Linked DNA regions of Mus musculus: region 2 is linked to region 1. The links are chromatin contacts, found by Hi-C or POLR2A ChIA-PET in ENCODE. All regions are on one chromosome and are shown on one strand. Each heading gives the region's core, a stretch centred on a gene start or an enhancer-like site at or near the end of the contact. The rest is flanking DNA. Distances are from core to core; before and after follow the strand shown.

Region 1 (7,315 bases), core at 3,500-5,999:
AATAGCCAGTAAAAGTAATTTTAGTACTTCACTACTTTTCAAACAAGCCAGAATAACTATAGCGAGTGAGGCCAGAGAGCTGTCCAGTGGTGAGGTTAAGCGTACACCTGCACATCCAGCATTTTCACGTGGGTTCAGGGAGCAAACTCAGGTCCTCCTGCTTGTAGGGCAAGCAGTCTGCCCATCTCTCCACTAAAACAAAAAAACATTCTTCGCCGGGCGTGGTGGTGCACGCCTTTAATCCCAGCACTCGGGAGGCAGAGGCAGACGGATTTCTGAGTTCCAGGACAGCCTGGTCTACAAAGTGAGTTCCAGGACAGCCAGGGCTACATAGAGAAACCCTGTCTCAAAAAACCAAAACCAAAACCAAACCATTCTTCACAAATTACCCATCCTCTAGTATTTGTCTAGGGCTACACGTAACAGACAGCCTTCCTTTCCATTTCCAAACTTGGGCCATACTATGGAGGGTAGATGAAATCCATGAGGCATCCACAGCTCCTGGCAATTCCTTAAAAGCAAAACTGAGACCTTTTCAATCTCAGCACTTGTAGTGGAGGCAGGAGTCACGGTCATTGTGGTACACAGCCAGTTCATAACCTGGTCTACACAGGACTTTCAAGACAAAAAATTTTCCAAGTGTTGAGATGCCAGGTGTGCATCACCAACCAGGCCCAGCTTCCAGTCAATCTTCCCCTCAAGTAGCAGTACCCCCTAACTACTAGACAGCAGCTCTGCCCTCACACACAACTCTCACACAAGTATGACAGCAGCAAAGCAGCAGCCAAGTTTTTATTCATGTGAACTGTTAAAAATGACCATCTACACCAGTGTCAGATGAGGATGGGAGAGGAGGGCAGGGCAGAGCAGGGCGAGGAGGAGAAGGAATCCCCCTCTACTGGTAATAAAGCTCCAGGTTCATCCCATCGTGGATTTCATCTGAAGGACACGTGTTAAGGAACTTTGACGGAGAGATGACTACCTTCCATCTGCTCACAGCTGGATCCTGTAGCTCAACATCCACCCTGGATAAAGGAATGGACGCTCTGATCTAAGAACTCAAACTATAAATAATATTCAGTGGAGCTTAAGACTGCCGAAAAGGCAAAGTTGTTTGTTTGTCCTCAAGTGCCCTCCACCCCATCACACACACACACACACACACACACACACAACAATACATTTTCTTAAATGCTCATCCTCAGGTTGGCGATAGCTCAGCAGGTGAAGAGTACTTGGGACTGTTCTTCCAGAGACCTGGCTTTATGTCCCAGGACTCACGTGGTGGCTCCAGGGAATTGGAAGCTTTCTCCTGGTCTCTGTCAGCAGCAGGCATGCATGTGGTGCACACATAACTGCAGACAAAAGATCCAGACCCTCCCTCCTCAAATTAAAAAAATATATATATATTGTCCTCAACTACAGTCATATGCCACCTTCACCTTCTGTCCAACAGTCAGGTTGGCGTTAAGTAATTAATATTTTGAACTTGAATATCAAAATCCTTCCAAGCCAAGTTAAACTATTTCACCAACCACCCTGTTCACCAACAAAATAATTCCACAGTTTCCATTTTCTCAGTAGTCACAACAGGGTACATTCTAAGTTAAATATTCCTCTTGCTTAATTTCTGTACAGGTTTCAGTATAGAACCAGAACTCGAGATAAATACATGGCTTCTTGCCGGGCGTGGTGGCGCACGCCTTTAATCCCAGCACTTGGGAGGCAGAGGCAGGCAGATTTCTGAGTTCTAGGCCAGCCTGGTCTACAAAGTGAGTTCCAGGACAGCCAGGGCTATACAGAGAAAGCCTGTCTCGAAAAACCAATAAATAAATAAATAAATAAATAAATAAATAAATACATGGCTTCTTTCATGAACTTCAGGAAAAGGATACAATCTCCCAGAGACACGTGGTCCTTAAAAATCGTGTACCTAAGGGATTCAGAGAGAAGCTGATAAGGGGTGGGGTGTCTTTTGTTCTGAAAACAAGCTGCGTACTCTTCGGGGTTGCCTGAGGTGCTCACCCCAACCGAAACCTTCTAGCCTAATACTGCACTTACTTACCACTTTTTAAGAACGATCTTGTTCCAGCGGGTGCCAGTTTGAGCAGCTATCAGTTTCTTCAAGTCGCCGATGGTGTCATCGGTGCTGGGCACGAAGGAGTTAAGGTAAATGAAAGGAAGAGGTAGACCGAGGAAGACGTAATCAGGCCTCCCCATAAGCGTCATTTAACTGAAACCATCCAACACCACCATCTGCCCCAGAGCCACTGCCAGTCACCCCTCGGTGGATACTTGCACTTAACGCGGACTTTCTTTCCGAGACGGTCGTTGCAAACCACCTCAATCATTGTGGCTGGAGCTACACCAGGTGGAGGGAGGGATGAAAAGCAACAGAGTCAGGCCTTTCGGGGTCGCCCAGGTTCCTAAAGCCCCTTCCTAGGTTGAGCTCTCTGGTCACAGTTCCCCTAACACCAGATGCAATCCCCTGCAGCCCCAGTCTACAGTTTCAATTGCCCGGACTACAGACAGTCGCGACTCCGCCCCTTAACTGCGGCAGTCCGGGCCCCAGACTCACCCGGCTTTGCCTCCCGCAACCCCTAGGTTCCCAAGTCTTGGCAGCTTCCCGTGATCTCGGGCCTCTCATTTTAGCCTTCTCACCTCCAATATCCTCGAACCTATCGACGACACAACTCGTAGCTCGAGCGAGGAACCCCGGCCGGAGTTAAGCCTGCAAACAGGAAGCGGAAGTGATATAACGGAACCACCGGCCCTTAGGTGCTTCCGGGTTCCGGGCTAGGATTTGCGATTCTGTTGCGCAGTGTGGATGAGCTGGGACTTGCTAAGAATGGATTTACAGCGGACGTTGGAACTGGTGTTGGAGATTCCTTCATCATGGAAGAAACCTAAAGGATCTCAGCGGCGGGGTGCTCGACTACTCCCAAGCCAGACAATCCTCCTACCGCGGAATCCCGGCTGCAGGTGTGCCGAAATGGAGTCATGCAGGGCCTGTGGCTTTCTGCTTTCATTCAAAGCTCAGCCTCAAACCCTGTGCTTGCTTCCCCGCCCCTGGTCGTAGTGACCGTTTCAGAGACTCCAGGGGTGCAGGCTGCAGTTGATGAAAACTAAGTCGGATCCTGGTTGAGAGGCCATGCATGTTGCGTACCACTCCGCGTGTCCGTGTCCTGCCTGCGAAGATGTTGGAAATAGCATACGGGGAAAGAGCTTTTGCTTTGATTCTTTAATCTTGTTCCAGATTAAAGAATCGCGAGAGCTGGTGGGAGAGGAATCCCTTCTTAAATTCAACCAGTTTTGCCTCTATTGAGCGATTTCTTCTTAGCAGACAGGATTCTTAGCAAGGTAAGCATATATTGACTCAAGAAAAAGAAAAGTCTTACCCAGCGCCTTGTGCTTACCTAATACGACTTATACAAAATTTAATCCTTATGCGTAGGCAGCAAAAGGCATTATTCTTGCTTTCTATTGCGGCTGTGGCCACGCCTCCCTGGCTTGGCCGTCCTGCTGGCCCCTCACTCCCATCCCAGTCACACCTTTCAGTTTCGAATGAAGTCCTGTTCTGTGTCTTTAGTGCTTAGATATGTTCCAGTCTCCCCAATGCCTCGTTTCCGTCCTGAAAAGACTTCTCAGGCTTTACCGGATTCGTTTCCGTCTCGAAAAAAAACTTCTCAGGCTTTAAGTCTCTTGGCATACATACAAGAAAAGTGGTGGGGTTTGTTTTTCTTGTTTTGTTTTGGTATTTGTTTTAGTGTTGGAGGTCGAACCTAGGGCCTGCTAAGCATGCTTACCAGCCAAAGGCTCTCCCACTGAGCTGCACACCCAGTTCCTGGTTTAGCTCTTGTTTCTGTCTCCAGCGATGCTTTTAGGGCCCCCGTCGCTGCTCTTATCCATTCTTCCAGTCATAAGTCTCCCAGCCTGTCCCTTTGTCGCCCAGCCATTCCAAACTTGATTCCATCCCCTATATCGGACCTTGTTCCGCCTAAGCTAGGTTTTACAAGTTTAGTCTTCAGGCGCAATTAGGATCCCTAGTCCTTGAGCCCCTTCCCACACAAGTCATGGTTTCTGGGTTTGTTGCTCTGTTAACTTTTCCCTGCTCAAGTCATGCCTCCTGGGTATACATACGGTCTGGTCGCAGGCTGATCTCTGCCTTGGCAGTAACCCTAAGCCTTTTCCAGCACAAGCCAAACCTCCGCACGCCACTAGTCGCTTAGCTCTAGACGCGCCCCTTGTCTCTTCCTACTGAAGCCACGCCTTCCCATTGTTGTGGACGGCCTCCAATCAGCTCCTCTGCCGCTGGCCACACCCTTCCACTCGGCGGCGCTTTTTCAAATGCTAGTACTTTGGCCTTGTTTGCAACGCCTGCTGCCCTTCGTCTCTGTCTTTTATCCTCTCTCCCAGAGTCCCACTTTGGGAGTTTGCTGCTTTTCCTCTGACTGGCCTCCAGGCCCCCGGGCCCCCGGGCCCCCGGGCCTCCTGGCCCCTGGGCCCCTTGGCCACGCCTCAGGACCACTCCCCGCCCGTCGGAGCCACGCTTTCTAGGCGTGTTGCTTTCTTCATCCCAGCTTGCGTGGGGTCTACCTGCCTCTGCTCGCCACGTCTCCCGGCTATGACTACGCCCTGAGCCCCCTCCTCGCCAGAGTCACGCCTTCTGGGTTGTCTGCTGACCCCATTTGGGTTTGCTGCTTATACTTAGCTCCACCTCATGGCCACGCCCCCGAGGCATTCTTCACCTTCAGCCTTCTGGATTTGCTGTTAGCCTTCCTCTTGGCCCTGGCCACGCCTCGTGCCCCCTCCTCCACCAAGCCACATCCAGGTTTTCCTAGAGTCACGCCTTCTGGGTTGTCTGCGGACCCCTTTTGGGTTTGCTGCTTATACTTAGCTCCACCTTATGGCCACGCCCCCGAGGCACTCGTCACCTCCAGCCTTCTGGGTTTGCTGTTCGTCTTCCTCTTGGCCCTGGCCACGCCTCGTGCCCCCTCCTCTCCCAAGCCACATCCAGGTTTTCCTATTTCCAGTTCCATCCGCTAGCCAAGCCAGTCAGGCCTAGTCAGTCTCTAGTCTTGACCTCTAAACGGTCGTCAGCCCGCGCCTGTCCAGTCCCGGGGCCTCGGGCACTTTCCTAGAAAAGTAGGGATTCTCGGCGGGCCTCTGAAAGTCGCGCCGGTTTGGCCAGTCCGACCACCCCAGCGCTGTCCAGGGAACGCGGCCTCGCCGCCACCGGAAACGGAAGCGTGCGACAGCTGGACCATGGCGACTCTGTTTGACCTCCCAGACTTGGTGCTCTTGGAGATCTTCTCTTACCTCCCTGTCCGGGACCGGATCCGCATCTCCAGGTGCCGCCCCGCTCCTCGGGGGAAAGAGCCGGGCATGGGCTCGGCAGGAGATGCGGATCCGGTCCTAGCGGGCCGGGGTCGTTCTAACGGCCGGTCCACTCCTCCAGGGTCTGTCACCGCTGGAAGAGGCTAGTGGATGACCGGTGGCTATGGCGACACGTCGACCTGACGCTCTACACGGTATGCGGGACCCGGGAGCGGTGCGGGGAGAGCCACCCCCTGCCCTGGGACATGGGGGTGGGGGTTGCTTTATTTTGCTTTCTAGTGTTTGTTTGCTGTTTGTTTTATTTATTTATTTTTGATAGTTTCTTGAGGCTTTTATTTTTCTGGATTTTCGTTGGTGTTGCTTCTTGGGGGGCTGAGGGGGTTGTTTTGAGACAGGGCCTCTAGGCCAGGCTGACTTCAGCTTCCTATGAAGCCGAGGCTGAGCTTGATACCTACCTCGACCTTCTAAATATTGGGATTAGCAGCGTGGGCCCCATGTGTGGTTCCTGTGCTACTGGGAATGCAATTTAGGTTTCTTGAATGCTAGGAAGGAACACCTCTGAGTCACGTACTGGTTTCCAACTAACCACCCCCTGCAACAACCTCCTGAGTGCTGAAGTTACAGCTGTAGGAGAAGGCCCAGGAAGTGTTTGGGTTTTGTTTGTTTGTTTGTTTGTTTGTTTTCTCGAGGAAAAATTTCTCTGTAGCCCTGGCTGACCTGGAATTCTGCTTCTCCAGTGCTGGGACTAAGGGTATGCACCACCATACTCTGCTGGTTTGGTATTTAAGTGAGTTCGTGCTTGGAATTTTTCTGCCTGTCCTAGTGCCAGCCTTTACCTCCCCTTCAATGCTCAGACCTCAGTTTCTCATCTAAGATATGGGGATTAAAAATAATGCTTGTAGGCCAGGCAGTGGTGGCGCAGGCCTTTAATCCCATCCCTTGGGAGGCAGAGGCAGGCAGATTTCTGAGTTCGAGGCCAGCCTGGTCTACAGAGTGAGTTCCAGGACAGCCAGGGCTACACAGAGAAACCCTGTCTGGAAAAACAAAAAAAAGTACCTTCATGTTTCATGTCTGATGTATTGTAGAACTTAGCCAGTATGGCCAGTGTGTGTCTCCAGCATTTAATAAATGCAAGCTTATAGCTTTTCAGTTTTCTAGTTTTGTTGTTTTGGTTTTGAGGTGGGTCTCATGTATCCCAAAATTAGCTTCTAGCTGGCTGTGTAGCCAAGGATGGCAGAAGGTTCTGCTCCTTTTGGTCTTTTCCTCTTGAGTGCTGGGATCACAGGTATGTGCTATCACATAGTTGATGTGGTGCTGAGAACAAAATCCACGTTTGCGTTTGCCAGGCAAGTGCTTCATTAATACAGCCACACCCCCAACCTCTGTTTTTTGGTGTTTTGAGACAGCATCTGTCAATACAAAAATATAACTGTTACCTCAGAATGGAGACGAATTTACTCTGGAGCCAGATATGAGTGACCATGTACAGAGAATACAGTTAGGCTTTCTCAAATATGTGTTTAAATGTAACAGTTCCATGAAAAAATTTTACTACTACCACTACTACTACTACTACTGTTTAAATGTAACAGTTCCATGAAAAAATTTTACTACTACTACTACTTCTTCTCCTCTTCCTCCTCCTCCTCCTCTTCCTCCTCCTCCTCCTCCTCCTCCTCTTCCTCCTCCTCCTCCTCCTCCTCCTCCTCCTCCTCCTCCTTCTTCTTCTTCTTCTTCTTCTTCTTACTATTATTATTGAGACAGGGTTTCTCTGTGTAGCCCTGGCTGTCCTGGAGCTCAATCTGTAGACCAGGCTGGCCTTGAACTCAAGAGTTCTGCCTGTGTCCGCCTTCAAGTGCTGGGACTAATGGAGTGTTTGTACTAACTCCATCCAGCGAAAGTAATAGAATAGAGAAAGTCATAAATTAAGACACTTTTCAAAAGAGCTAGCCATTTCTCTAGCAACTATACAGAATAT
Region 2 (7,315 bases), core at 2,340-4,839, 250 kb before region 1:
GGACCCTGCCACATACCTTCGTCAGGCTCCTCCCCCACAGCCTGGCGGAAATACTCAGCGTCATCCTCTTCATCTTCAGGCTGACCTGCCCCCACTGCCTCTGGCGGTGCCCCTGGGTCCTCAGCATCACTGTCACCGTCGGCCCTTGCACGGGCTCGCTTTATGCCTGCCAGGCTCTTCTTCTTGTGGGCCTCGCGCAGCTCCTGCTTGCGCTGCAAGTTCTCTGCCTGTTGGTTCTGACGCTGTGCCTTCAGCCGGAGCTTCTCCTCCTTGGCTGCCAGGATGGCCTGCAGCTCCTCCTCTGTCTTGTGTACTGTGAGGAAGGATCAGACAATCTGTCAACGTCACAGTGGGACTCGACACTGCTCTCACGGGCTGGCCTCACCCTGTCCCCTCACCAAAACTGTGGAAGAGGACATTGCCGTTCCCGACGCCCTCCTGGATCTTAATGAGCTGCAGTGTCATCCGGGGCCCAATCTGCCAACACAGGGGAATGGGAAGAGAGTCAGGCTAGCCTTGTGACTGGGAGCTGAGAGGGCCACCATAGCCACCCTCACCTCAGTAAGTCGGACGGCGCTCTGTTGGGCCTGCATGTTGCCACGGCCGGCCACAGCCTGGGGCAGTTCTGTGGTGTTGTGTTCTCCATCTGGCTCCACCTCACTGTCTGATAGCCCCACACCCCTGTGTAAAACAACAGGTTACCTTGGGCGCTCCACAGGTGCAGCTGCCACCCACCAGCTTTCTTACTTACGTGGCCAGCAGCTCACTGATGTCCTGCAGTCGGCTCATGTTAGGGAACTTCTCCTGTAAGAGCTTCTTCATGCCGCGGCTTGCACCCACGGGAACCACTTTGACGCTGCTGCAATGGCGGGAGTAGGGGGAGAGGTGAATGGTCATGGAGTCCACGGTCAGCTCTCTGCCCTCTCCTGTACATGCATCAGGGCGTTTACTTTGAGTCTGAGCAATCACACAACCTCAGCAGCAGAATTCTCATCAGGTGCACGGGTGTCCCACACTGAGTCCCTCCCTCCCTCTCACCAACACTCACTAGTGTCGGAAGTCCAGCTCTTGGGAGTCAGGGTTGTAGTTAATGAGGAGGCAGCGCTTAATGGTGTTCAGGTTCACCTGGGAGTAGAGGCAAGGGGACCGTGAGCCGCCTGCCTGGGGAACTATGTGCTGAAACCAGGGACCAAGCTGGGAAGGAGTGTAGCTTTCTCCAGCAGTCTGTGTCTGCAGAAGGCACTAGGATGCCTAGTGCAGGTGTTAGGGGCTACTACAACCAGAGTCCTCAGACTGTCTGAAGCACTGGCTAAAGGGGCCACCAAAGCCAACCACCAGACTTAAGACATTGTAAGGAACCTAATCTGAGAAGCACTGATGCCAGGGTTTAGCATCTGAAGCTCTGGAGCCAGGAGCGTACTTGACACTCTAGTCTTCCTAGGTGGCTTATTAGAAAAGACCACAAGTCTAATCCTAGCCTGGTCTAACATACGACCTTGAATCCAGAATAAGGGGCAGAGAAATGGCTTAGTTGGCAGAGTGCCGGCCTACAATGCACAAAGCCCAACACCTTTCAAGGTGTACTAAGCACAGAAGAGATGGAAGATCAGAAGTTCAAGTCCAGCATCAGCCTCAAAGTTGGAGGCCAGCTTGAGATATATGAGACCCTCCTATCAACTCCTAGCCCCGCCTCCGAATTTAACATCAAATCAGTTGCTTTATGCCAAGCGAGTCTCTCCACTCAATGGAGGCGTAACATGTGGTCTGCTCCCCCTCCAACTGTCCAACCCTGGCCCCGGCAGCTGTCACAGATCTGGCCCACCGTGTGCACGTTGATGGACGGGAACAGGTTCTGGAACATGGTGGCCATGAGCTTGATGTGCATGCCCTGGGGGCCGAAGCTGTTGAGCACCAGGAGGGGAGGGTGGTTAAACTGCTGCTCGTGCATCCGGTGTCGGCGCAGGGAAGAGACCACGTCCCGTATCAGTGTATACTGAAAGGAGGGAGAAGAGAGGCTAAGCACCCGTGTGACCAGGGCCCTCCCCAGGCAAGCCGGGCTCTCATATCTACCCTTCTCACCTTGCTGATCTGGAACGTCAAAGTGGGGCCTCCTGGGAGCCGCATCAGCTTCTGCCAAAGAAAGGGTGGGTGAGGGTGCAGGGGTCTGGCTGGCGGGTGGGGCGAGAGAAGGGAAAGCCCTGCTCCTTCACTTCAGAGCGTTTACTTTGAAGCCAGCATCACAAGAGCTCAGGGCAATGGGCTCATCATCAGACAGGAGCAGCTGGGGCTCAGGGAGGGAAAGGGACGGTGTGGCGCGCACTCACCAAGTATACACTGTTATCTGTTTTGGTCAAAATAAGGAAGTGTGTGACCCCCAGGGGGCCAGCCACTGCCACACAGTCCTTCAGGGAGTTCTTCTTTCGAACCTGATAAATGGAGAAAGAAACGGACACAAGGGGCTGGTGAGATGGCTCAGTGGGTAAGAGCACCCGACTGTTCTTCCGAAGGTCCAGAGTTCAAATCCCAGCAACCACATGGTGGCTCACAACCATCTGTAATGAGACCTGAGACCCTCTTCTGGAGTGTCTGAAGACAGCTACAGTGTACTTACATATAATAAATAAATAAATCTTTAAAAAAAAAAAAAAGAAACGGACACAAACATTGAGAGAAGACGTTTAAACGATTATTCTGAGATGGTATTTCTGACCACACACTCCTTTCTGGAGGTATTGGGGTTTTACCTGTACCCCTAAACTATTGCCCCAGCACTCAAAAATACTCTTTAAAAAGTATTTTTTACAAGCCTGTTGGGAGGGACGCAAAGATGGAGGTCAGAGGACTTCAGGAGCTGTTTCACCCCCTCCACTACGTGGGGCACAGGAATTGAACTACAGTTTAACAGCAAGCCCCCTTTCCCACTGAGTCACCTAGCGATTGCCCCCAAAGTATGACTTTCCGTTTTTTACACAAGACCTCACTATGTAACCACAGATGGTCTCTATGGTGATCTTCCCCCTCGATTCTATTCCCGATTTCGCCTGCACACCATTAAGCCTGGGTCAGAGGTGCTGGGGATTCAGCCAAGCCCTCCCACATGGAAGGCAGGCGCTCAGCTTCTGGCCCCAAGTCCTCGCCAAGATGCCGAGCCCCGAACCTGGAGCTGAAGGGCTGAGGGATACAGACCTGCAGGCGGGTAGCGGTGAGAGGTTCCATGACCCGCCGCACATCCAGGCTGAGCTGCCGGACATTGCGACCCGCTCGGCCTCGCGTGAACACGAACGAGTGCGGCTGTGCAGCGTAGGACTCGAGGTTGCGGAGCTGCGCCTGGGCGCGATTGCGCTTCTGATGTCGGGACTGCGGGGACGACAGGCAGGCGGTGAGCGCCCAAGCTTCGGCCGCGACCCCACCAGTGCCCCATGCCCGCCCAGGCCGCCGCGCCTCACCCGCCCGGACTGCCCCATGCTGCCTGCTTCCCCACGAGGCAGCCTCTGTATTCGCTTCCGGCGCACACCGCTCACTTCCGTGCAGGAGACGCAAAGAGGACGGACTTTACGTGGCCAACTTCCGGTGCCACGCGGCTCGTAACTCTTCCCACTTCCTGCGTGCCGGCCAGTGACGTCATCCAACGGTCCTTGGCTCCGGACGGCTTAAAGGACCGAGAATCCTTTCCAGGGGTCTTTATAAAGATGCCGTGGTCCTTTTTGCACAAAAGAGAGGGGCCTCACAATTATTTGAGGGTTCGAGTCCCTATCCTGAACGTTTCGGCAAGCGTACTGCCCCCTTTGTTTGGCCTTTCAGTTTTTTATTCTGAAACAGGATCTCACGCAGCCCACGCTGGCCTGCAACTAACAGAGATCCGCGTGCGTACACTGAGCGCTGGGATTAGAGGCATGTGCCACCCTTCCTGGCTGACTAAACTCACACAGATCCGTGGGCCCGTATCTTCCAAGGACAGGAACTAAAGACTTGTACCACCATGTCCACCCCCTCTCCAAATAGATTGTATTTATTTATTTATTTTTAAATATTTTTTATTACATATTTTCCTCAGTTACATTTCCAATGCTATCCCAAAAGTCCCCCATACCCTCCCCCCCACTTCCCTACCCACCCATTCCCATTTTTTTTTTTTTTTTGGCCCTGGCGTTCCCCTGTACTGGGGCATATACAGTTTGCGTGTCCAATGGGCCTCTCTTTCCAGTGATGGCCGACTAGGCCAATCTGTGGTGGTGCATATGAGGAGATCAGAGGGTCATTTTTAAGAGTTGGTTCTCAGGCTGAAGAGATGGTTCAACGGTTAAGAGCACTGACTGCTCTTCCGAAAGCCCTGAGCTCAAATCCCAGCAACCCCAAGGTGGCTCCCAACCATAATGAGTTCTGACGCCCTCTTCCGGTGTTTCTGAAGACAGTTACAGTGTACTTACATATAATAAATAACTCTTTAAAAAAAGAGTTGGTTCTTTCCTTTTGCCATATGAGGCCTGGAGATGGAGTTCAGATCCTCAGACTTGGTGGTAGGTGTCTCTACTCAACTAAGTCATCTTGCCAGACCTCTAAAATGTTTTAAAATATAATTGTGTTATGCTCATGGGTATTTTGCATGCACAGATGTTTGTGTGTCACTTCTGAAAAAGGAGCTGGAGTTACAGATGGTTGTGAGTTGCCATGTGGGTGCTAGGGATTGAACCTGGGTCCTCTGTAAGAGCAGCTAGTGCTCTTAACCCTGAGCTAGCTCTCCAGGCAATTTTATCGGCCAGTGACGTCAGCTTACCAGTATTGGATTCCCTTATGTTTTTCATTCATCTTTAGTTTGACTCCTTCATTTTCTCTTTCTTCCTTGCATCTATTTCCTTCCTTTGTTCCTGCCCCCACTTCTCTCTCGCTCATTCTTCTGCTAGTCCCATCTGTTGTATCTTAACAGCCATTCCTCTATTCTGAGGCCCTTAACATACCCCCAACTAAGTATCCTGGCACCCTGCCTTCTGTGAATAAAGATGCAGTCCTGATCCTGGGCACAGTGGTCCCTGACACTTGGGGCTCACGCAGTTGTCTGTCAGATCCTGAGGGCCATCTTTGCTCCCCAAAATCCTGTCTGCAGATGGGCAGAAGTGTGGAAACTTCCTCTGGAAGGCAAGCACTCTGAATCTTTCAAACCTTCCTCTCTCCCTTTAACCCCACCCCCCACCCCCATCTCAATTGCAGAACCTTGGGCTCTTCCCAAAAGTCCTTCAGTGAAGGGAAGAGCATTCACCCCAAGGCTTAGCATCTTATGTCCCTTTTAGGATCTCCCTCTGCACCTCCTATTTTGCCTTCCCACCCCATCTGGCTTCCTATTTTTTTTTAAAGAATTATTTTATGTATATGAGTACATTGTAACTGTCTTCAGACATACCAGAGGAGGGCATCAGATCCCATTACAGATGGTTGTGAGCCACCATGTAGACGTTGGGAATTGAACTCAGGACCTCTGGAAGGACAGTCAGTGCTCTTAACCACTGAGCCATCTGGCTTCCTAGCTTCCTATCCTTTCCCCTCCCCTTACAACATTACCACCAACTGTCAGTGTAGCTACACAGGCCCAAACTATTTTCTTTCTTTCTTCCCCTGACTCCCTGGGTTTTTGGAGACAGGGTTTCTTTGTGTAGCCCTGGCTTTTCTGAAATTAGCTCTGTAGACCAGGCTGGCCTTGGTCCCCTCCTGCCTCTGTGTTCTGAGTGCTGGGATCAGAGGCGTGCCCCATCACTGCCTAGTGGCTATCTTCATTTTAAAGTGTGAGCATACACAGGAATGTGAGCACACTCATCCTTCTCTTTTTCTTATTGTTTGAGTCAGGGTTTCATTATGTAGACCAGGCTAGTTTGGAATTCACAGAGATCTATCTGTCTTAGCCTGGAAATTAAGAAGACTAGGCATAAATTTCTCTTTTAAAGAACTGGGCAGGGCTGGAATGATGGCTCAGTGGTTAAGGGCACTGACTGCTCTTCCAAAGGTCCTGAGTTCAAATCCCAGCAACCACATGGTGGCTCAAAACCATCTGTAATGAGATCTGATGCTCTCTTCTGGATGACAGCTGCAGTGTACTTACATATAATAAATAAATAAATAAATAAATCTTTAAAAAAAAGAAGAAGAACTGGGCAGCCAGGTGTGGTGGCGCACATCTTTAATCCCAGCACTCGGGAGGCAGAGGCAGGCGGATTTCTGAGTTCGAGGCCAGCCTGGTCTACAAAGTGAGTTCCAGGACAGCCAGGGCTATACAGAGAAACCCTGTCTCGAAAAACCAAAAAAAAAAAAAAAAAAAAAAAAAAAAAGAACTGGGCAAAATTTTGGGCAAGTCCAGGCCTCAGAAGCTGCCCCACCACCTGGCCTGAGGCAAGGACAATGTCAGCAATAGTTTCCAGACTTCTTCAGCTACTTCCTCAGCAACAGTTTCCAGACCTCCCCAGCAAGTTTCCAGCCCCCACACCCCAGTAATGAGATGTCTATAGAGATGGATCCAATATATTAACAGAGAGGTCACCCAGCCCAGAAATCCCTAATGTGCTTTAAATCAGGCCTGCAAGCTCACTTGGGTGTCTCTCTGTCTTGGTACTGGAGAGACCCCAACATGCTGGACCTCTGCTGAATAAAACACTCTTCGCCTTTACATACTCCTTGAGTCCAGGGTGTCATTCTTCGGCGAATCATGAGCCCTTACACCTGAGTGTTGGGATAAAAGGCATGTACCATCACACCCAGGGAATAGTTCGTGACTGTGGTAGTTTGAAGAAGGCTCATATATTTGAACATTTGGTACCCACTTGGTGGAACAGTTTGGGAAGGATTAGTGGGTGTGACCTTATTGGAGGAGATTCGTCACTTTGTGGATTCAAAAGTGATGTTCTTTTTCTGCCCGTGAGCCAATTCAAGACAGATTAGATTAGATTAAATGCAGATTTCTTGGGAAACTGCTCCCCGGTGGGTTCACTAGCCCCAAGGACTGAGGCCACGGAAGTCACCACATGGGGGGTTGGAGGGAAGGATAAAGAGAGAAAGGGCACAGGGCAGGAAGAGAGAGAAAGTGAAGGGGGTGGGGAGACCAAAATGTGGAGAGCCGTGCCGTGAGCAATCGCCATTATAAGATGGCACTGGCTTCCACTGCGCCTAACTAGTTAACAAGCCTTATGCGCAAGTGCAACAGTGAACTCATGCCTAGTCACTGCCCATCTCGTCGCGTAGTAATGGGGTGATGGGCGAGCAACGAATCAGGAGCTGTCACGCCACATCAGGTGCTGAAACGTCACACTGCGGGCTATATAAGCAGCGCCATTTT

Evidence for each region. Hi-C counts contacts between places; a loop is a spot of excess contacts on that map. ChIA-PET counts read pairs that join two places held with the same protein, here RNA polymerase II (POLR2A).
Region 2: POLR2A ChIA-PET joins it to region 1 with 11 read pairs in embryonic stem cell. The contact joins the promoter of Ppan here to the promoter of Fbxl12 in region 1. A Hi-C loop is called at or near these places in 1 of 37 maps with a recorded cell type or tissue (v-Abl transformed pro-B cells). POLR2A ChIA-PET finds 5 or more read pairs at or near these places in 2 of 5 experiments (both embryonic stem cell).

What each region holds. Positions count from the first base shown.
Region 1 is chr9:20,640,240-20,647,554 of GRCm38, reverse strand. Fbxl12 (F-box and leucine-rich repeat protein 12) reads left to right here and starts at 4,749. Exons shown (of 3, transcript NM_013911.3): 1 at 4,749-5,351; 2 at 5,459-5,531. The coding sequence starts at 5,266. It overlaps Ubl5 (ubiquitin-like 5), which reads right to left and starts at 4,219. Exons shown (of 5, transcript NM_025401.4): 1 at 2,662-4,219; 2 at 2,296-2,362; 3 at 2,066-2,149; 4 at 1,896-1,933; 5 at 763-939. The coding sequence starts at 2,351. The coding sequence ends at 896.
Region 2 is chr9:20,884,449-20,891,763 of GRCm38, reverse strand. It overlaps Ppan (peter pan homolog), which reads right to left and starts at 3,589. Exons shown (of 11, transcript NM_145610.2): 1 at 3,447-3,589; 2 at 3,187-3,357; 3 at 2,325-2,426; 4 at 2,080-2,130; 5 at 1,823-1,993; 6 at 1,049-1,125; 7 at 752-859; 8 at 558-681; 9 at 399-477; 10 at 17-313. The coding sequence starts at 3,464. LOC115487308 (a small nucleolar RNA gene) reads right to left here and starts at 2,280; the gene lies at 2,196-2,280. It overlaps LOC115487312 (a small nucleolar RNA gene), which reads right to left and starts at 1,007; the gene lies at 928-1,007.